Linked DNA regions of Homo sapiens: region 2 is linked to region 1. The links are chromatin loops, found by intact Hi-C in ENCODE. Cell type or tissue: PC-9. All regions are shown on one strand. Links, peaks and the distances in the headings refer to the core of each region. The heading gives the core; the rest is flanking DNA. Region 1 overlaps CPA5 (carboxypeptidase A5). Region 2 overlaps CEP41 (centrosomal protein 41).

Region 1 (8,000 bases), core at 1-8,000:
TCCAGATCTCTTTGAATATGACTCTCTGCCTAACAGACCTTAACCTAATGTCTGCTGTACAGTCCCTAAGTGTCAGTCACAGTTTCCCATAAACCCTGGAGTCCTTCACTAGTTTCTGACTGAGTCAGGAGACCCTAAGGGGCCCAAAGACACAAGAGAGCCCAGAGCTTGCCCGGCCAGACCTACCTCCTCCAGGGTGTGGTATGATGAGTAACTGAAGCTGTTGGTGCTGCGCTCCAGCCGGCGGGATTTCGCCATGGCCTGTCTTTCCTCATCCAGCAGCACCTGGGTGATGGGGAACACATATTGGAAAGGAAGGGGAGAGCTGGGCTGGCTATGCCTCTTCTGAGCCCTGCCTCCACTGGCTGTGCATAAAGACAGCAGCAACACAGGAGAATGAGCCACCATGAGTGTGAACTGCACAACAGAAGGAAGGTCCAGGTTGCTGGCTGATTCTTCTGCCTGGCAAGCTGGCAGTCATGCTGCCATTTCCCAAATGATCACAGGGCAAGGAGTCCAGAGAGCTGGGTTCTAGGTCTGCCTCTGCCACTAACTGGCTGTGGAATTTACTGTGGCCTTAGTTTCCTCAGCTTGAAAATTGGGAAAGCAATATCTGCCTTGCCACCTCATAGGATAAAATGTAATAATGGATTTGAAGGTGTTTTTGGGGGAAAAAAGGTGCTCACAGTCTACTGCCAACATTGCTTTTGCACTTAATAAACACTCTGTTGAGTCAGGACCCAAGGTGAACCATGTGCACTGACCCCCCTGGGGGAAGCAGAGGGTTCCTCTGACCCCCAACATTAACTCCACTTCTAGGAAACAGCCTAGACAACTGGTATCCAAGCCATTCAGAAAGCCAGGCATGGCCAAAGTCAGTCCAAATCAATATGATTAATGTGCCAATGGTCTTTCACTTATCTCCTAAACACAAGTCTTGATGAGCCAAAAGCAATGTCCTTGGGTATCAACGTGGAGTCAAGCATTCAAGCCTTACATGGTACTTCCCGCTGCCCATACAGAGGGCAGTATAATGCCTGGTTGGGTTAACCACTCACTCACTGCTCAGACCACCTACATAATCTTGGGACATTTTTCTCTGCTTGGGTCACAGTGAGATGAGCTAGTGTCCTTCACCCAAGCCCATGCCCTTATAATGGCATCCAGGAGCCAAGGCACCCCAGGATTCAGCACAGACTGTCCAGTGTGGGAAGTACTCAGGTCGTCTGCCACAGAGGATGCTGAGAAAGCATCCTCATTAACGCGAGTTGCCCTTTGTTTGCAGCACTGGGCCACAACTAAGTCTTGCTGATAACTTATTTGGGGCTAGAGCCTTAGTTGACCAAGCTTCTTTATGTTCATGATCTCACTTGATCTGGTCAGATGACCTGAAAACAGGACAGAAATGAGCTATTTCTGTTTTAGAGCTAAAGCAGATTGGAGTGGTAAAGGGACTTAATGGCAAAGCTAACAAGTGGTGGAGGTGAGATAAGAACCAGGCATTCTAGTCTGTACCCTTGGGTTCCTTAAGGCCAACTATCAAAACTAAAGGCCAACAGTAATAACACATATGCAGGTTGGGCATGGTGGCTCACACCTGTAAACGCAGCACTTTGGGAGTCCAAGGCAGGAGGGTCGCTGGAGCCCAGGAGTTTGAGACCAGCCTGGGCAACAAAGCAAGGCCCCATCTCTACAAAAAATTAAAATTAAAAAATTAGTCAGGCTTGGTGACGCATGCCCGCAGTCCCATCTACTTAAGCTGAGGCAGGAGGACTGCTTGAGCCCGGGAGTTGGAGGCTAGAGTGAGCTATGATTGAGAGTGAGTTATGATCGTACCACTGTACTCCAGGCTGGGCAACAGAGTGACACCCTATTTCTAAACACACACACACACACACACACACACACACACACACACACAGAGGCACAAAAACACACACATACACAGATATGTTTATGTCTGTGTGTATGCATATGTGTGTAGACAGAAAGAGCATGCAAGTGTTAACAACAGCTAAAAACTCCATTGTACTATTCTTTCAATTTGAAAGATTTTTACAATGATGAAAACTCAAGGACCCCTGAGCATAAGAATGCAAGATACTAAAATCCCAAAAATATAAACCAAAATATTCGCAATGCCTGCTAAGATAGAAGAAGGCAGATTTGGAGTAAATTTTTTCTATCCTCTATTTTTACATTTTGGCAATGTGCTTATACTACTTCAATAAGAACTTTTTTTTTTTTTTTGAGATGGAATTTCTCTCTTCTTGGCCAGGCTGGAGTACAGTGGCGTGATCTCGCCTCACCGCAACCTCTGCCTCCCAGGTTCAAGCGATTCTCCTGCCTCTGCCTCCCGAGTAGCTGGGATTACAGGTATGCACCACCACGCCTGGCTAATTTTTTGTATTTTTAGTAGAAACAGGGTTTCTCCATGTTGGTCAGGCTGGTCTTGAACTCCCAACCTCAGGTGATGCACCCACCTCAGCCCAGAACTTTTAAATGAATAAATAATAGCAAAACCAAAAGCCCTAATGGCTGCTGTGGAGTCTTCCACCCCCGTCAGGAAGAGCGGTGTCCCTCCCCGCCCCACCTGCCACAGATGAGGCAATGCCTAATGACTCACTCATCCCCGAGGCCTAGTTGGCTTGCTTACAACGTTCAGGTTCATAGATTTAAAAATGGGACTGGAAATTGATGTTTGGGGCTCACTTTATTTTTGAGCACCAACTCCATGCGAGGCAATTACAGTTGCGATGTTTTCCAGCTGCACTAGCTGGCCAGGGGCAAAGCTGGGATTGCTGGGTAAGTTAGATGTGGCCGGAGGAGCCCCGGTCCTCTCTGGCCCTTCACAAACACTTCTGGGAAGCTCTAACAAAAGGAATTTGTCTTCTTCCCAGGAAGCTGACCCAAATCTCAACAGCCTACCATGACCAATGTGTGCCAGCCACTGTGTGCCTGGTGCCATCAGCTGTGACGAGCAGCTGCAAGGAAGACAGCAGCCTGCCAGCTGTGAGGACAAGGCAAAGGGTCTCCAAGGATCTGGTGGAAGCCTGAAGTTGGGGTGAAAGTGGAGGACAGGGAGGAGAAATCGGAAAAAGAAAGGACTAGAAGACTCAATTTTCCCTACACAGCCTGGGACACCCACAGGAAGACAGGACCCAGGAGGCTGTCCTTTGTTCCACACAAGAGCTTGGAGGCAAATGGGAAGTCAGCACCAAACTGCAAATAACTTTCCAGACACCCTCACAGCCTTGTGAATGGAGGTGACACCCTCTTTCAAACTGGGAATTCTCAGCCCTCACAGCTGGCCCCACTTCCAGGAACAGGAATCTGCCTTGGCCTGGAAAATGCACCAGCGTTTGCTCCATTCCTGGGGCTGGGGGAAGGGGATGGGTGACGGAAGAATGCGGTCAGGCCACAGGCTGAGGAATGCCTAATGACAGCCCTGTCAGGCTTCTCAGGAAAAAACAACAAAACAAAGAAACCAACCAACTCAGAAGTAAGCCATCTGCCTCCCTGGAAGCCATAACCTGACAGGGAAAGTAATACCTCAGTGTGAATTAATTTACGATGAGTCAAGGAAGGATGGGGGCCCTAAGGGAAGAACAGTCCTCCCGGGTTGGGCAGGGGAGGAGGTAGCAGGGCCCCAGTGCTGAAGCTGAGGCGGAGGAGAGCAGATCTCTCACAGCCGAACTCCAGCCACAGATGCAAAATGGACGCAGCTCATGGAAACAGAGTGGGTTGGGGGCTCTGGGACAGCAGCCGCTGCCTCTCCTCCCACGTTCCTGGCCTTCTCTTCCAGGTCTAACATCTGCAGTAGCAGCTATGTGGCCAGTAGCAACTCCAGTCCTGTGGCACTGGATGTGGGGGGTGGCTGCTGATCTGAAGTTTTCAGAATGGACCCCCTCAGAGGTCAAGGCCAAACCACAAGGCTTCCCTGTCTAAAAGGCAAAGTTAAAGTGCCACACAGACAACAGTGATGACCACTGAGGGGACAGATGCCTTGAGAGTGGAGTCTGAGGGTGCGGGAGCTCAGGTTAAACCCTGATCCTGCCACCAACTCCATCAAATTACTAACATCTCTGTGCCTCAGTTTCCCCATTGTAAAATGGAGGTCATGTTATCACATACTTTATCACATACTTTAAAATGTTCTCATGAGAGCCAGGCGCAGTGGCTGACACCTGTAATCCCAGCACTTTGGGATGCCAAGGCAGATGGATCACTTGAGGCCTCCGGAGTTCAAGACTGGCCTGGCCAACATGGCAAAACCCTGTCTCTACTAAAAATACAAAAATCAGCCAGGCGTGGTGGCGCGCGCCTGTAAGCCCAGCTACTTGGGAAACTGAGGCAGGAGAATTGCTTGAACCCAGGAGGCGGAGGTTGCAGTTAGGGGCGATTGTGCCACTGCACTCCAGCCTGGGCGACAGAGCAAGACTCCATCACACAAACACACACACACACACACACACACCAATGTTCTCATGAGGATTAGAAGGGTTAATACATGCTAAATGCTTAGACTTTTGCCAGGCATGTAGTAAATGCTAGTGAATGTTAGCTATGATGATGAGGAGGAGTGTGACAATGATAAGGAGGGTGATAATAACTTTGGGGTGACTCCAGGGCTCTGTGATGGAGCATTACAAGGCATGACCAGGAAGTCTGGGTTTCTCCAGAGGTAGGATAGCTTCTGTAGGACTTGGAGGGCAGAAAGCCCCCATTAATGGTCATCTGGGGGAGTCAGTCAGCACCTGACTTTCATGGGGCCCAACAGAGGGGCCTGGGTCCTCTTCTTCTGTCCCTACCCCCATGATGCAGGCAGCCTCCATCTCTCTTAGGGTCTTGCCCATCACTGCTGCTGTCTTCCCTGGCTTCTCCTGCAATCTTTCCTGTTGTCTTCTTCTCCTCTCTGGAGCTGCCACTCACCCACAGACCAGCCAACAGCATTTCTACCTTTAAAACTCTGCTATTCAAGCCAGGCATGGTGGTGCACGCCTGCAGTCCCAGCCATTCGGGAGGCTGAGGCAGGAGGATCTCTTGAGCCCAGGCGTTCAAGGCTGCAGTACGCTATGACTGTGCCTGTGAATAGCCACTTTACTCCACCCTGGGCAATATAACAAAACCCCATCTTAAAAAACAAAAACAAACAAACAAAAAAACCTCTCGTGGTTCACGCCTATGATCCCTGCACTTTGGGAGGCTGAGGCAGGTGGATCACTTGAGGCCAGGAGTTTGGGACCAGCCTGGCCAACATGGTGAAACCCTGTCTCTACTTTAAAAAAAAAATTAATAATAATAATACAAAAATTGGCCAGGGGTGGTGGTGTGTGCCTGTAATCCAAGCTACTCGGGAGGCTGAGGCATGAGAATTGCTTGAGCCTGGGAGGTGGAGGCTGCAGTGAGCCGAGATCATGCCACTGTACTCCAGCCTGGGTGAGGGAGTGAGACCCTGTCTCAAAAAGAAAACAAATAAACAAATAAAAACTGTACTCTTCAGCTAGCAAGATAATAATTTAAAGAAGTAAAGAATTAAATTATATAAGCAATGAGAAAAAGGTAAATGTCAACAAGAGTGAAATGGGAAAGAAAGAGGAAGTTGGAGAAGTGGGGAAGAAGGGTACAATTTAAAATAAGATGAGCAGTCTGGCGTGGTGGCTCACACCTGTAATTTCAGCACTTTGGGAGCTCGAGGTTGGCGGGTTGCCTGAGCCCAGGAGTTCAAGAGCAGCCTGGGCAACATAATCAGACCCCATCTCTACAAAAAATACAAAAATTAGCTGGGTATGGTGACATGGGCCTGTAGTCCCAGGGCCTGTACTTAGAAGGCTGAGGCGAGAGGATGGAGTGAGCCTGGGAGTTCGAGGCTGCAGTGAGCCATGATCGTGCCACTGCACTTAAGCCTAGACAACAGAGTGAGATCTTGTCTCAAAATAAATAAATACAATAAAATGAAAAGCCTTATGACCATTGCAAGGGCTTTGGCTTCTACTCCAAATTAGTTGGGTTTTAAGCAGAGGAACAACATGCTTGAATTTGCAATAGTTTTAAAGGACTCTTCTGGCTGCTGTTTTGAGATTAGGTAATAAGGAATCAAGGTGGAGAATGGGGGAGAGCAGTTAGAAAGCAACTGGAAGAACCCAGGTGAGGGACGAGATGGCGCATGGGCCCTCGGGGGTGGTGTGGGATGTGCTAAGATCCATTCTGAAGGCAGCGATAAATCTGTTGTTGATGGGGAGTTTGAGGAAGGGGTCAAGAATGGCTCCCAGCTTCTGGTCTGAGTGACTGGAAGGATGGTGTTGCCATTTCCTGAGATAAAGAGGGCTGTGGAGGCACCGATGAAGGGCCAGGGGAGCTTGGTCTGGACCTGGAAAGTTGGAGATGCCCATTGCACCCCCAGGTGGAAACACTGAGTAGGCGGTTGGATCCAGGAGAGGAGGTGCTGGCTGGAGACAGAACACAGAAGTCCTGGATGCCAGGGGAAGAGACAGGCTCCAGGAAGGAGAGAGTGACCAGTTGTGCTGTTGGAAGAGGAACATTGAGAGTCGGCCATCGGGTTGGATCTGGAAGTTGCGTGTGACATTGTCGAGGGAAGCTTTGGTGAAGTGAGGGGGTGGGCAGCCTGCTGGCGGACAGGGATGGAGATGACAGGGAGAGTCAGTATTTTCAGGAGTTTCAGTCTATGGGGAAGCATAAAAATGGGGTGATGGCTGGAGGGGAGAGGGAAGGGATCAAGAGAGGGTTTTTTTAAATGGGAGAAATAACTGTATTTGCATGGTGATGAGAGTGATCCACTAGGGCGAGGGAAATTGGCAACGCAGTATTTACACTCAATTGTATTCTGCTCTAGATGGTCAGAGTATGGGTGATTTTTGTTTTCTCCTTGTGCTTTCCACTATTTTCCAAATTATCTAACATGAATATTTATTAATTTTGTAATCAGAAAAAAAGCCATTAAAAGCCACAGAGCTGATTGCTCAAGTGAAGTTTTTCCATGGTGACTCATCCTAGGGAAAAAATAAAAAAAAAAACCAAAGGGCTGAAAAGAACGAGGTGAAGAAAAATTAAATGCAAATAGAGCTCGCTCGGAATCAGATAATTTCTTGCCTGGCCCACTGCAATTTCCTCACCACCCTCCTGCCTGTCAGTCTCTCCCTGGTCCTGTCCCCAACTCAACACTGTCACTGTCAGGGTGGTGTTTCTGAAATGCAAATCTGATCATGTGAAAGCACCTCCCATGACTCCCCCCTAGTTGTCAGGATAAAATCCTGACCTCGTCACATGGTGGAGGGCACTCTTTGTGATGGGGTCTGGCTTCATCACCAATCGGGGTGGGGGCCCCCCTTCCTCTGGCCAGCCCCCCCTCACCTGCTCTTCAGCGCACCGTAATTACCGCCTTCTCAGAAGCACGGCGTGCAGTGCCTCTTGTATGCGCTCCCATAGCAACCGCCCTCACTCCATCAGTCGCTCATCCACTCCATTGTAACCACCGATTTACCCCCCTCCATCCCCGGCCCCCGCGACCCTCCAGCTGTCCTGGATACAGGGCCAAGTTTTTTATCTCTGTGTTTCCAGCCCCTTGCCCGATGCACAGCACACAGTAGGGCTCTCTGTGTCTGGGAGTGGAATGAATGGCCCTGCCTCATGTTTCTCAAGCATCCCTCTGATCACAGGGCAGAGGGAGGGAGAGATTCCAAAATCTCCCCTGCCTCTGGCCAAAGTAAAAACCAGCATCGAGGTTTTCCAGCCTGGTCCTAGCCACCAAACACGACCACTCCTCTTTCCTTTCCTCCTCCTAATGAATGTCTATTAGTTCCACTGACATTTATCAAGCCTCAACGAAGCAGCAGGTCCTATGGTAGGTACTGGGGTAGGAAGATTGACACGGAGCGTGGAGCTGAACCTTGGCTGAGGGGAGGGGGCCAGAGGAACAAAGACCCACATGTGAATAAGGTTGTGCCTGTCCTGAACTCCCCAACCGAGCAAGTCATTCAGCA
Region 2 (12,888 bases), core at 2,136-10,135, 63 kb before region 1:
TGATAAACTTTGAGGTAATTTTTGTATAAGAGATGTGACTCACATCAAGACTAAGTTTTTGCTTACGGATATTCAATTGGTCTGGTGCCATTTGTTAAAAAGGTTACCTTTTCTCTATTTAATTACGTGTTCACCCTTGTCAAAAATCAGTTGGGCATATTTACGTGGGTCTATTTCTGGGTTCTCTATTCTGATCCCATGATCCATGTGTCTGCCTTCTGCCAATATCCTAATATTGATTACTATAGCTGTATAGTAAATTGGATACTTAAAATTGGTTAAACTGACTATGCCCACTTTCTTTTTCTTTTTTTTTTTTTTTGAGACAGGGTCTTACTCTGTAGTCCAGGCTGGAGTGCAGTGCTGTGATCTTGGCTCACTGTAACCTCCACTTCCTGGGCTCAAGCAGTTCTCCCACCTCAGCCTCCCAAGTAGCTGGGATCACAGGCGGGCGCCACCATGCCCGGCTAATATTTTTGTATTTTTTGGTAGAGACAAGGTTCTACCATGTTGGCCAGGCTGGTCATGAACGTCTGACCTCAAGTGATCCACCTGCCTCGGCCTCCCAAAGTGCTGAAATTACAGGCATGAGCTACAGTGCCCAGCCTTTCTTTTTCTTTATACAGTTATTTTAGCTATTTTAATTCCCTTGCCTTTCCATATGAATTTTAGAATAATCATATTTACATTTACTTTTTAAATGCTGTGATTTTGATAGGAGTTGCATTAAGCCTGTTTGTCAACATGGGGAGAATTGACATATTTACTATGTTGAGTAACCACTAATCTACTTTCTCTATCTATGGATTTGGCTATTCTGAACATTTCGTGTAGATGCAATCATACAGTATGTAGCCTTTTATGTCTGGCTTCTTTCACTTAGTGAAATGTTTTCAAGATTCATGTATGCTGTAGTATGTGTCGGTTCTTCATTCCTTTTTATTGCCAAATAATCTTCTGTTGTATAGCTATTCCACATTTTGTTTACCCACTCATCAGTTGATGGACATTCGGGTTGTTTACACTTACTGGACATAGTGCTGCTAAGAACATCAGTGTACAAATTTATGTGTGAACATGTGTTTTTAATTCTCTTGGGCATATACCTAGGACTTGAATTGCTTTTCATATGGTAACTGTATGTCTAATTTTTTGAGGAACTGCCAAACTGTTTTCCACAGCAGCCACACCACTTCACATTCCCAGCAGCAATGTAGGAGGGCTCTATTTTCTCCACATCATCACCAATGCTTGTTATTGTTCATCGTTTTGATTACCATCTTTGTGGGCATGAAGTGGTATATTATTATGGCTTTGATTTTCATGTTCCTAATGACTGATAATGTTTGAGCACCTTTTTATGTGCTTTTTGGTATTTGTATATCTCTTATGGAGAAATGTCTATTCAAATCATTTGCCCATATTTATGTTGGGTTATTTTTCTTCTTATTTGTTGAGTTATAAAAGTTCTTTTGGCTGGGCGCAGTGGCTCACACCTGTAATCCCAGCACTTTGGGAGGCCGAGGCAGGTGGATTGCCTTAGCTCAGGAGTTCAAGACTAGCCTGGGCAATACGGTGAAACCCTGTCTCCACTAAAATACAAAAAAATTAGCCAGGCATGGCAGCGTGCACCTGTAGTCCCAGCTACTTGGGAATCCGAGGCAGGAGAATCGCTTGAACCCAGGAGGCGGGGGCTGCAGTGAGCCAAGAAGGCGCTACTGCACTCCAGCCTCGGTGACAGAGCGAGACTCCGTCTCCAAAAAATAAAAATAAAAAAAGAGTTGTTTTATATATTCTGGATACTAGAGTCTTGTCAGAAATATGATTTGCAAATATTTTCTCCCATTCTGTGGGTTATCGAGGGTTTTCTTTTTCTTAGCTGGAGGAGTAGCTAAGTACATCTACCCCATCTTTCTGGAAGCAGAAGTCTCCCAAACTAGTCTTGTAAAGCTTTTGGAAGGGCCAAAGTGTGTTTCATTGCTTAAAACTCACAGTATTTTAAAGTCAGTGTGGGAGAGAAATCTTATTCTAGTGTTCGATTTTTTTTGTTGTTTCAAATTTAGAAATTATTCTAAAGTCAGTTTAGGGGAGAGATTTTTATTTTAATGCTTATATTTCTGTGCATTTTTGTGACTTACCTCCCTGTGTATTCAGAAAAAGTTTTCTACCTGGTGTGCAGCAGCCTATGCATTATGTGCCAGGGTACAGATCCCTGCAGCCCTTTAGCCAACAGGGCCTGGATCAACCCAAACCCAGCATTGTATCCACATTTTATCATTGTATGTGTATCATGAGGTGAAAAGGGTGAGGAGTTAAGAAAACAGAAAAGGGACCTTATAGCCCAAGTAAGAGTACAGAGTTTCTACCTGTGGTTTGTTTTTAAGCTCTGCAGTCAGAGCATTGGAAATAGGCACAGGAATGAGTGAGCATTTCTCATTTTTAGGCTAAATAGATGGGTCTTTCATCTTTTCTTACCAAACAGCAAGCAATTCAGAGTAATCACAAGAAATCAAGAATTTCGTGATATCTCCTGTCTTCACCCAAATCACATTCTACTGAGTTCTTCAAAGACTGCTATCTTCCTCCTGGTTAAAGATTATTTTTTGTTTTTATACCTCTGGCTCTGCTTCTCATATGAACTCAAACACTGAGTGCAGCCATGGCTAGAAATCTCAGAATTATTTTGAACTTCAAATATTTCTTTTGTTCCATAGGTGCCTGTGTGTATCTTACCAGCTCCCCAGCACTGCCAGACTGTGCCATGAATGGATTATGCTTCTGATGAAATCCCTGGCTGCGTTTTGTTCAGTCACCACCGCAGGGTTCTTGTATATTCTCAAGCACCCTCTCTGGGTTTCTGTTTTGCAGCACTGCAGGCTGATTAAGGGACACTTTCCAAACCACAGGGCTCTCCCTTTATTAGTCCCCACAGTCTTTCATTGGCTGCATTGTCCTCCCATTTCTATCTATATTCAATCTAATTTCCAATTTCTTTAGCTTTCTGAAATTCTGTAGGCTTTCTCCACTCAGTCTTTTCTAGCCTTATTTTTGTCTTTTTAAAAATTCACCTTCCTTTTATTATCTCTAGACAAACTATTCATTCCCTCTTTTCTTCTTTAGGCTTTACTTTTCCTGAATATTTGCTAATAGCCTTGACTGTAAGCATCAAACTCATTATAGACTAGGTACTCTTCATTTTTATTTGTTGTTTAATTCTGTTTCTTCCGTCAAAGGAAGAAATATATGTGAAAGGCTTTTATAAACCAGAAAGCACTATACACACATATCACTTATTGAGGTTAACAAAGGACCACTGTGCCTCTTTTCATGCTTTCTGCTCTTCCAAGCCAAGAGAACTTCTCCATAGAGGAGGGAAATATTGAAGAAAAATAAAGCCATGGAGTTGTCTCTTAGCAACTGAGTTCGTGCCTTATAAATCTCATCTACTTTAGATTACTGCTGCACAAAATCACTTGCTTTTCTTATTGGCTCAGTATAAATAATGTTATTAAATTATAGGAAAACAATGGAAAAAATCTAATGAATGACTCATTCACTGAATCAGTTGCACTCTGTGTTTGCACAGCACTGTTGCTATAGTCGGGTTGTTTCTTCCTCTTGATTCTAATTGTAAAGTTTTGTTATATATCTTTTATCACAACTTTAGTTGTAAGTAAACAAAGTAGAAGCTAAATGCTACCTTATACATTTATAGGTTGCTTAAGTCGTGAAGCAATATGAGTCATATATGTAGCACATAACATATACTGTATATAAGTCAAGTTGTACATAGTTTAAAGAAAATCAGGTGTGCAGAAACTCAGACCAAATTGGGAAGTATTTGCATTATAAAATAACTCATTATAAGGATTTTTCAGTTAGTAGATCTCCATAGTAAATTTCATTCAGCAAATGTGTATTTTTCCTATTTATTTATTTATTTATTTATTGAGATGAAGTCTCGCTCTGTTGCCCAAGCTGGAGTGCAGTGGCGTGATCTTGGCTCACTGCAACCTCTGCCTCCCAGGTTCAAGCGATTCTTCTGCCTCAGCCTCCTGAGTAGCTGGGACTACAGGTGCGCACCACCATGCCTGGCTAATTTTTATATTTTTAGTAGAGACGGGGTTTTACTATGTTGGTCAGGCTGGTCTCGAACTCCTGACCTTGTGATCCTCCCGCCTCGGCCTCCCAAAGTGCTGGGATTACAGGCGTGAGCCACTGTGCCAGGTCTAGTTATTTATTTATTTATTGTAGAGATGGGCTCTCACTGTGTTGGCCAGGGTGGTCTTGAACTCCTGGCCTCGAGCAATCCTTCCACCTCAGTCTCCCAAAGTGCTGGGATTACAGGTGTGAGCTATCACACCTGGCCATTTTTTTTTTTTTTTTTTTTTTTGAGATAGAGTCTCACTCTGTCACCCGCATTGTAGTGCAGTGGCGCATTCTTGCTCACTGCAACCTCCCCTTCCTGGGCTCAGGGGATCCTCCTACCTCAGCCTCTCAAGTAGCTGGGACTACAGGGATGTGCCACCATGCCTGGCTAGTTTTTGTGTATGTGTGTGTTTTGTAGAGACGAGGTCTCACTATTTTGCCCAGGCTGGTCCGGAACTCCTGGGCTCAAGCAATCCTGCCTCCTCAGCCTCCCAACGTGCTGGGATTGCAGGCATGATCCAGTGCACCTGACCATCATTCAGCAAGTATTTTTGAGTGTCTCCTATGCTAGACAATGGAAGGGATAAAGATTATTCATACGTGTGTGTGTGTGTGTGTGTGTACGTGCCCATAAATAGTCCTTGGCTTTCTGTCTAGTAAGGTAGGTAAGACAATACAGTGATAAATGCCTTGTGAGTTGTAAGCCGAGTGCTATAGAGGCTCAGAGGAGGGAAAGGTCACTTCCTGCTGAGTGAGCTCTTACGAGTATGTGGCAAGGTGATACGTTAGAGAATGCAAGACTAAGAGTTTGTCAAGTTAAGTAATTAAGGCAACATTAAGAGGTAGTGAGTTGGTGTCCAGTGCTAGAGCAAGGAGTTTCAGCTTTAGTTAGGAAGCAATGGGGAGCCACTGACTTTTTTTTTTCTTTTTGATCAAAAAGTCTTATCTGGGAAAATGTATCTGGCAGTAATGTGTAATTTCAATTTTTTTTAAAAAAAATTGGTTCTTGGATAGTCTTTTAGGCTTCTTTTGTATGAAACAAAGCCATGTTTATAAATAAGTGAATTATGAAATGGATTCATTTCCAATCTTTTTAAAAGGTAGTCAGAAACTATCTTCAGATGCAATTAGATACAGTAAGATAGGCTGCATAGTTAAGATGTAAGCAGTTTACACAGTGGGATAAAAATGCTACTTTTCATACTTTCTCAAACCATTTTTAGGGGTATTTTTGTGTCAGCCATCCTGCTATCTCATTTGTCCAATTAAAGCAAGGAAGAAATCCTCCATTCTCCTTTTTTCCCCATTCTTGGATAGAATGAATGTCTATAGTGAAAAGAACTCATCAGTAGTCCTCTCAGATTTGGTCTGAATTTCACCAAATATTTGTATAATTGCAAAAAACTTGTTTCTCAGCCTTCTCCTTTAGGGGGAAAACAAATAGAGGGCATGATGGCCTACCTCCCTGCATTGTGGTGAGGGTCAGCTGATACAAAATAAAGTGTTAAGTGTAATTACCCTGAAATGTTTGTAATTAATGGAGAAATGAAGTGTAGACACTTTGTTAGTAGAAACCACTGTGGTTTGGAAATGCAGTGTTTCAATAATAAAGACTGGATAAATAAGGTTGTGGTTTGGAAATGCAGTGTTTCAATAATAAAGACTGGATAAATAAGGTTGTGGTTTGGAAATGCAGTGTTTCAATAATAAAGACTGGATAAATAAGGTTGGCTAGTGTTTTCCATTCTTCAGGGAATTTACAACACAAGATGATCCCCACCTCTCACTATTAAGGAAGTAGCATTTCCTACAAATTTACCTCATGATTAATTGTGTTTTTTTACAACAACACAACAAAAAAAGATGTGTTTTTCAGGAGGTTGGAAATGCGAATCCTGGCTTAGTTACTAACTTGCCATGCCACCAGACAAATCAGGTGTTCCTTTTTGTCCCTCATTTTCTGACTAGATTGCCTAAAGCTTCCCTAGCCGAAAGAAACTACCTGCCACGTCAATAACATGCAACTGTGGGTGACTCAGGGACATATAACCTAAAGCTACTGGGTAAAATATTTTAAGAATGAGACTTGGGAAGCTGAACAGCATACTGATTTGCCGTCTTCTTCCGCCATTGTATTGACCAGGCAAGTCCACGCCTGAGTTCAGAGTTGCAGTGGGCAGGAGAGATGTGTGTCCAGGAAGAAATTGTGGCTTCTGCTCTGAAGATCTGGTCACATCTCGGGTCAATTGCAGTTTGAAGAACCTAGGAAAGACTGTATTTGGTTCTAATCTTGGTGATATTTGGGCCTCTTCTAAGAGGTATTCAGTGTCTCTCTTGAGAAGGCTTAGGCCTTCCTGGCAGCCCTGACTGCCTTCATTTCTCTTGGAACTTCCAGGTCCAGGCCTGCTCTGAATCCTCCTTTCTGGTCCTGGATACAGAGAGTGTATGTCTTAACACCAAAAAAAAGAAAAGAAAAGAAAAGAAAACAATGGTGGATTTTTATTCCATGATGAATTCATGGTAAAGATTTAATAATAGCCAATGAAATAAGTTGTTTTTTTGAAAATGTATTTTGGGTTTCAGAGCAAGGATTTTCTTTTTCTGCTTCTGACCCAAACATGAAGAAAAGTTCAGAATAGTCCTTGAAAATGTCAGTTCATGCTACTATTAATTGAAAGCATTTCTTTTATCTGATGTTGGGGCTGCATCTGACTAGATCCTCTCCAGGCTTAAAAAGTTAGGAGCACAGTTTTAGAAATGAGAAATTATTTTGAATGTTTTCCTTTTGCCATACCTTTTAGGTGACAGAAAGAGCTTCCTGCGTTGAATTGAATCAAATCGAAGCATACCCAGTAAAATATAATAGCCCCTGGCTTGACAGCTAGAATTGAGTTGGAAACCAGAAGGTTCCTGGCTGAGTTTTTTAAGTCTGAAAACCTCCAAACCACCTTGGCCAGTACTAGTATTATAGAAACATACTATAAAACATGAGGGCTGGGGCCTCTCTGCAGTTTCAAGAATCTGCTGTTATTTCTCAGCACATCAAATCTATGGTGAATACTAGTGTGTAGACTGTGTAGTCTAGTTCAGACTGCAACGTGAGCATGAACGGTAGAAGAGTAAGTTCAGGAAAGAGAAGGAAACTGTGAAGACAAAGCCGAGAGGAGAGAGTTGCTTGGGTAACCACAAAGGCACATTTTAGACACTCAAAGAACACTGCCTCCTTTTTGCTCCTCTTCTGTGTATCTTCCCCACAAAAAGATCGTCAGCGGGGGCAGGGGAGATAAAAGGAGGAGGAAAGCCTAGACTTGAAAAACAAACTGATAGAAAATGATCATCTGTATCTCCTGGAACTTGTCAATGTTTTGGGGGTATGCATCCCAGCTTAAACACATTCTACCAAAACATTTCCCTCGGCTCTGCAACTTTTAATAACGCTGTATTATCCAAAAGATTTTACTGTGTGTGGCCTGTTTGCTGCTGTCCAGAATCCCCTAAGAACAGGATAGGAAAGCTTAGGGGATACTTTTCCTCCATTCTGTTTCCACAGTGTTACTCATTTGCTTCCATTTAAAGTATATCTAAAACCCCTTATTTTCTTTTTAGGTAACAGTATGACTAAATATACTGAGAAGCTCGAAGAGATTAAGAAAAGTAAGTAACACTCTTGATGGTTTGGGAGAGTGGAAGTCTATAGTTGTTCTATAAATTGGTTCTTAACTAACAATTGTGTTCCACAGGTGACAGGCACAGAGAGCTATGGATGGTCCGATAAGCCTAGCAGGTGCCTCAAGGGCTGTGGGAGATCCTGGGTGCTGTACTGGGCTGCTTCTCAGATTGTGGCCTGTAGGCCTAAATTCTGCCCTATTTCCATCCCATAGGAGACATTAGTGTTGGCCTGCAGAGTCAGATCTGGTGGAATGAGCTCTGCTTAAGCTTCTAGTGTCATTGTACTGCAGTCTTCATGCCCTTCTTCAAGATATTTCATCTTTTCTGTCTTATTTTGTCTCTATTTGAGATAGGGGGTAATAATATCTTCCTTCAGAACATTCTTGTGTGTATAAATGAGAGTATTCATGGAAGACAGGGACGTGAGAACTTAGTGTTATGCATTATCAATTCATTGCAGTCTGTTTTCTTTTAATTAAAAATCATATTTCATCTACATCCTTTTAAAAAACTTATCTGCAAAGATATGTTACCAGTCATTGAGTGCATTGCCCTTGCACAAAATCATAATTTTTCAGTCTGCATCCAAAACTGATGTAAAGTGTATACTTCAAGGCCAGAATTAAGGAAGAAGTAGAAACATCTATTTTCTAAGATGGATTTGCTCATATCTTGAATAAGAGAACCCAGTGCTAGGGGATATTTAGTTAATGGTGGTAAAGAGGTACTCTGATTAATCATAGTTCAGGACTTGGCTCTGGTAATGTACATCTTCTTGGAAGATAAAATTGCACATCCAGAATACATCAGAACATTTTCTTCTTTTACACAGCAGACCTTTTATTTGAAATCAAAGTTCCATTTGAATTGCTGCAATATTGGGAAACCCCAACCAATAGATGTGGACTCAGGAGCTGCTTTATGCTGTGTTTTCATTTGCCATGTTCAGCTATAAGGGCTAATGCTACAAACTTCTTAAAAATATGTAATGCCACAGTATCCTTCTCTTTTCTTCCTGAACATTTTATATTACATAAGTATATGTATTTTAAATATCTATATAAAATATATACTTTTAAACTCTGGAGAAAGATCGCATTTACTCACCTACACTTCATTGTTGCCATCCTTGACTCATCCAAGACAGGCAGAATCCAGCTGGCCTGCTTCTTTTTGGGTTTGTCGTCTCTGTCACCTCTCATCCATTTGCAGCTGAGTGTGAGTTCACATGTCCTCACTAGAAATTTGTCCCATAAAAATGTCCCACTCTGCCCAGGTTGCCATAACCTCACTTAAAACATTTCTTCAAAGTACGATGTGGTTTCTTTAATATCTAAACCTTACGTGGAGGTGATCTCCCAGAACAATACCCTTGGAACAGAACCTTGAAAAATGCTTGCTTCACTTTCCCTCTGTAGGAGTGGAGGGCTTCCTTTTAGTAGAGCAGGAGATTCCTGTTACCCCATTTCACACACTTTGTGCTGATTCCCTGACAGAATTGCTTTAGATTCTGGTTTGGCATCTACATTTTAGAAGATATTTCCTTCTCTTTCCCCATTTTCTGTTGTAAGTATTATTTGGGGTTGAAAGGGAGGAGAATATTCCCTTGTTTCTTGATACCCTAGACCCATCACTTTACTCAGATTACCTTAGATGCCATTTCTTTCTGTGAAACCACAAACCTTGTTCTGTTACTTCCTTTGATTTGTCTTCCACTGTGAACCCAACTTCCCTTTGCTAATAATGCATTTCAACAGAACCCTGAAAATGCAGAAATCCTTTGTAATCTGAATATTCTTTCAACTCTACCTGGGGAAAATAGACACTCTATGTCTATTGACAATTTACAAAGCCCATTCTTGGTTTCTGGTGGTTAGATGACACTAGTTGGACCCAGTGTGAAACATCCTAGATAGTCAGGTCTCTGTCCTTCCAGTAACTCGAGAGAGACAGACTTAGAACCTAGACTTACTGGAGAAGCACACCTTGATAACATATCTGAAACTAGGATTGTCTTCAACACAGAGTTTGGGAGAAGACACATAGCAGAAGCTCCATTCTTAAAGCTCTGTTCGCTCTTGCGAGGACAGACTGACAGAGCCTTCCAAGTCATCCTTTTTATAAAAATTTAAACTTACTGTAGAACATCTAGTTTGATCTTTTATCTCTGAGTAATCATGTCAAAAAGTCCTACTGACGGCTGTCCTTCTAAACCAGAACCAGGTACGTGGAGTTCAGGTTCAAATATGTAGGGGGCTGCTAGTGCTTGTGCAGAAGACAGTAGAAATCCCAATCTTTAGAATAAAGCAGTCTTTTTTTTGTTTGTTTAAATTAATCTTTGTTTAGTTAAAGGAGATTTTAAAGTATACATTTTATGCTTAGAAGCATTTTAAACCTTGTAACCATACCAAAAGAATATCAGTGGATAAATGTCACAGTGCAAACTACTTGAAAGCTGTTGGCTGTTTCCATTTGCTGATTTATTGTTGTTTTGATTTGCATAAACGACTTTTGGTGGGCAAGTTGGTGGCAATCAAAAGGAACACTGTAGTTATTTGGTTGTACTTTGTAAAGCCTCAGCTCGGCCTATTTGGGTCTGCATCCCGGCAGGTTTTAGAAGTTCCACTGCATATAGGTTTGTTACCTTGTTGTATCCAGAAGCAGCATCTCTAAGCATTTCCTAGAAGTAATGGTCTGTTATTAGCCAAATTGCTCTCTTTAAGACATTTTAGAACAGAGAAGTTTAATTCCCTATTTTTAAAAAGCCTTGATATATTTACAGAAGGCTAGTTTTTAAAGTAGTATCATTTCCCGACTCTGAGTCTTAAGGTCTGTGCTGGTTTTTGGAAAATTCATGAAAGTGATTAGTTACACCAGGTAAATAATCTTAAATACTTTTAATCCTTTCCTTTGTTGCTAGGAGTCTTGGTTTATGAGACATTTATGCTGTGAAGGCCATAGCAATTAACCAGCTAACCTTTAATAATTCTGAAATAATGAGGCAGCAGTTAAAGAGTCATGGGTACCAATATAAAAACCTAGGTGAGGAGGAAAGCATGAGGGCGGGCAGAGTTCAACACTGAAAACCATTCAGAATTTGACTGTCATCTTCAAAACAGTTTAAGGAAGCTAACCTTTAACACGTATCTATGGAACAGATAATAGATAAAGTGCAACTGGCTTAGTTTTTAATAACTGTTTAATGTGATGGGAAGAATTATGAACACAAGTGCAGAAGTACCTATATGTGAGTTATAGCTCAGAATTGTCAAGACAGCACTGAATAAATATTGATGTTTTAAGTTTTTTTTTTGTTTTTTTTTTTGTGACACAGTTTCACTCTCACCCAGGCTGGAATGTGGTAGTGCAATCTTGGCTCACTGCAATCTCCACCTCCCAGGTTCAATTGATTCTCATGCCTCAGCCTCTGGAGTAGTTGGGATTACAGGTGTGCACCACCATGCCCAACTAATTTTTGTATTATTAGTTGGGATTTGTATTATTAGTTGTATTTTGTATTATTAGTTGTATTATTAATTGGAGTGTTGGGATTACAGGCATGAGCCACCAAACCTGGCCTAAGTTGGTTTTATTTTATTTTTTTAAATGGTGGGGCCGGACGCTTTGGCTCACGCCTGTAATCCCAGCACTTTGGGAGGTTGAGGTGGGTGGATCACTTGAGGCCAGGAGCTCGAAACCAGCCTGGCCAACATGGTGAAACCCCGTCTCTACTAAAATACACAAATTAGCCAGGCCTGGTGGTGGGCAACTGTAATCCCAGCTACTCGGGAGGCTGAAGCAGGAGAATCCCTCGAACCTGAGAGGCGGAGGTGGCAGAGAGCCGAGATCACACCACTGCACTCCAGCCTGGGCGACAGAGAAATAAAAATAAATAAAATAAAATGGTAGTAAACAACAAAAACAAGAACACATAACACCTACCATCGTAATGGTTTTTAAGTGTACAGGTCAGTGGCATTAAGTATTTTCATACTGTTGTACAACAGAACTGCAGAACTTTTTCATCTTGCGAAACTAAGTAGGTTAATTTTTATTGGAGTGAAGTTGGAGAGAAGCTGAGAGATGATCAGAACCAATCACAGCTGTGTGCCCAGCATACACTTAGAAATGTTGTCCTGTGGCTTCAGCATAGTGTGTAATGGCAGGAATAATATTGCTTTCTTTTTAAGCTGGAGTCAGAATAGTGGGGCATGAACGTCTCACCAGCTGTTTGAGCTGGGGCAGCTCAGCCTCTCTGAGTCTCTGTCCTCATTTGTAAAACACGGACATTTCTTCCCTGCTTTACTCTGAAAAGGATTTGAGGCGGCTTACAAAAATGCGTGGAGTACAATGTGGTCGAAGTAGAGACAGCTTAGTTAAAGGAAAATGGTAGACTAATAAAATAAAGGCAAGGGGTAGTCACTAGACCAAAGGTAGCTTATAAATTCAACTTTAAGCTTCCTAATGACAAAGCAAAGGGAAACAAACTGAACAGATGATACTACTACCTGCCACACCTAATTTTGATGATATCATGAGGCTCAAATGAGATAATAGATGTAAAAGCATATAAATAACTTGAAAGACCACGTCACTTGACAACTAGAAAGAATAGCTCTAAAAAAGCAAAATAGATAAATACTTGTCTTACCATATTTTTCAGATTATAGATACAAAAAAGATGAGCTTTTCAAGAGACTAAAAGTTACAACTTTTGCCCAGCTGGTAAGTTTCTTGATTTTTCCACTGGAGTAAAGTCTGTCTAATTTGTGCCACTTTATGTATTTCTAAATTCAACTCTAGGGAAAGTTTGCAGAGGAGTTTCTTCTGATTCTTTGTATGTCGTTCAGCTATGGGAAGATTAATTGGTATGTGGTGTGTGTGTTCACATGAAGATGGTGAGAAATGTTTCTCTCTTCTTTGATAAGAATTCTATAAAGTAAATGTTTGCCCTACTTTTAATTCATTAAACTTGTGGTTAGGGGTTTTTTTCCTTATACATTTAACTTAATATTTAGAATCTAAAATTCTGGATCCTGGATTGTTTCAACGTTTTTCTCTGGAAACCAA

What was found. Peaks named below come from ENCODE experiments on the same cell type or tissue, not always from the same donor. Only the 100,000 strongest peaks of a DNase experiment are listed, where the experiment ranks them.
Region 2: it touches region 1 in a loop (10-fold over the local background); 6 of 110 quality-filtered maps call a loop at or near these places.

The regions. Positions count from the first base shown.
Region 1 is chr7:130,351,874-130,359,873 of GRCh38, reverse strand. It overlaps CPA5 (carboxypeptidase A5), which reads right to left. Exons shown (of 13, transcript NM_080385.5): 6 at 187-285. Among named protein-coding and RNA genes, the nearest start is that of CPA5, 11 kb to the right of the region's middle. RefSeq lists an enhancer at 6,980-7,626. In PC-9, for the core only: no CTCF peak of the experiment used is centred there; DNase peaks (open chromatin) are centred at 233, 2,613, 3,503, 7,033 and 1 weaker place; H3K4me3 peaks cover 1,132 bases; H3K27ac peaks cover 2,362 bases.
Region 2 is chr7:130,411,834-130,424,721 of GRCh38, reverse strand. It overlaps CEP41 (centrosomal protein 41), which reads left to right. Exons shown (of 11, transcript NM_018718.3): 3 at 7,756-7,803; 4 at 12,482-12,543. Among named protein-coding and RNA genes, the nearest start is that of CEP41, 23 kb to the left of the region's middle. In PC-9, for the core only: no CTCF peak of the experiment used is centred there; a DNase peak (open chromatin) is centred at 3,601; H3K27ac peaks cover 1,289 bases.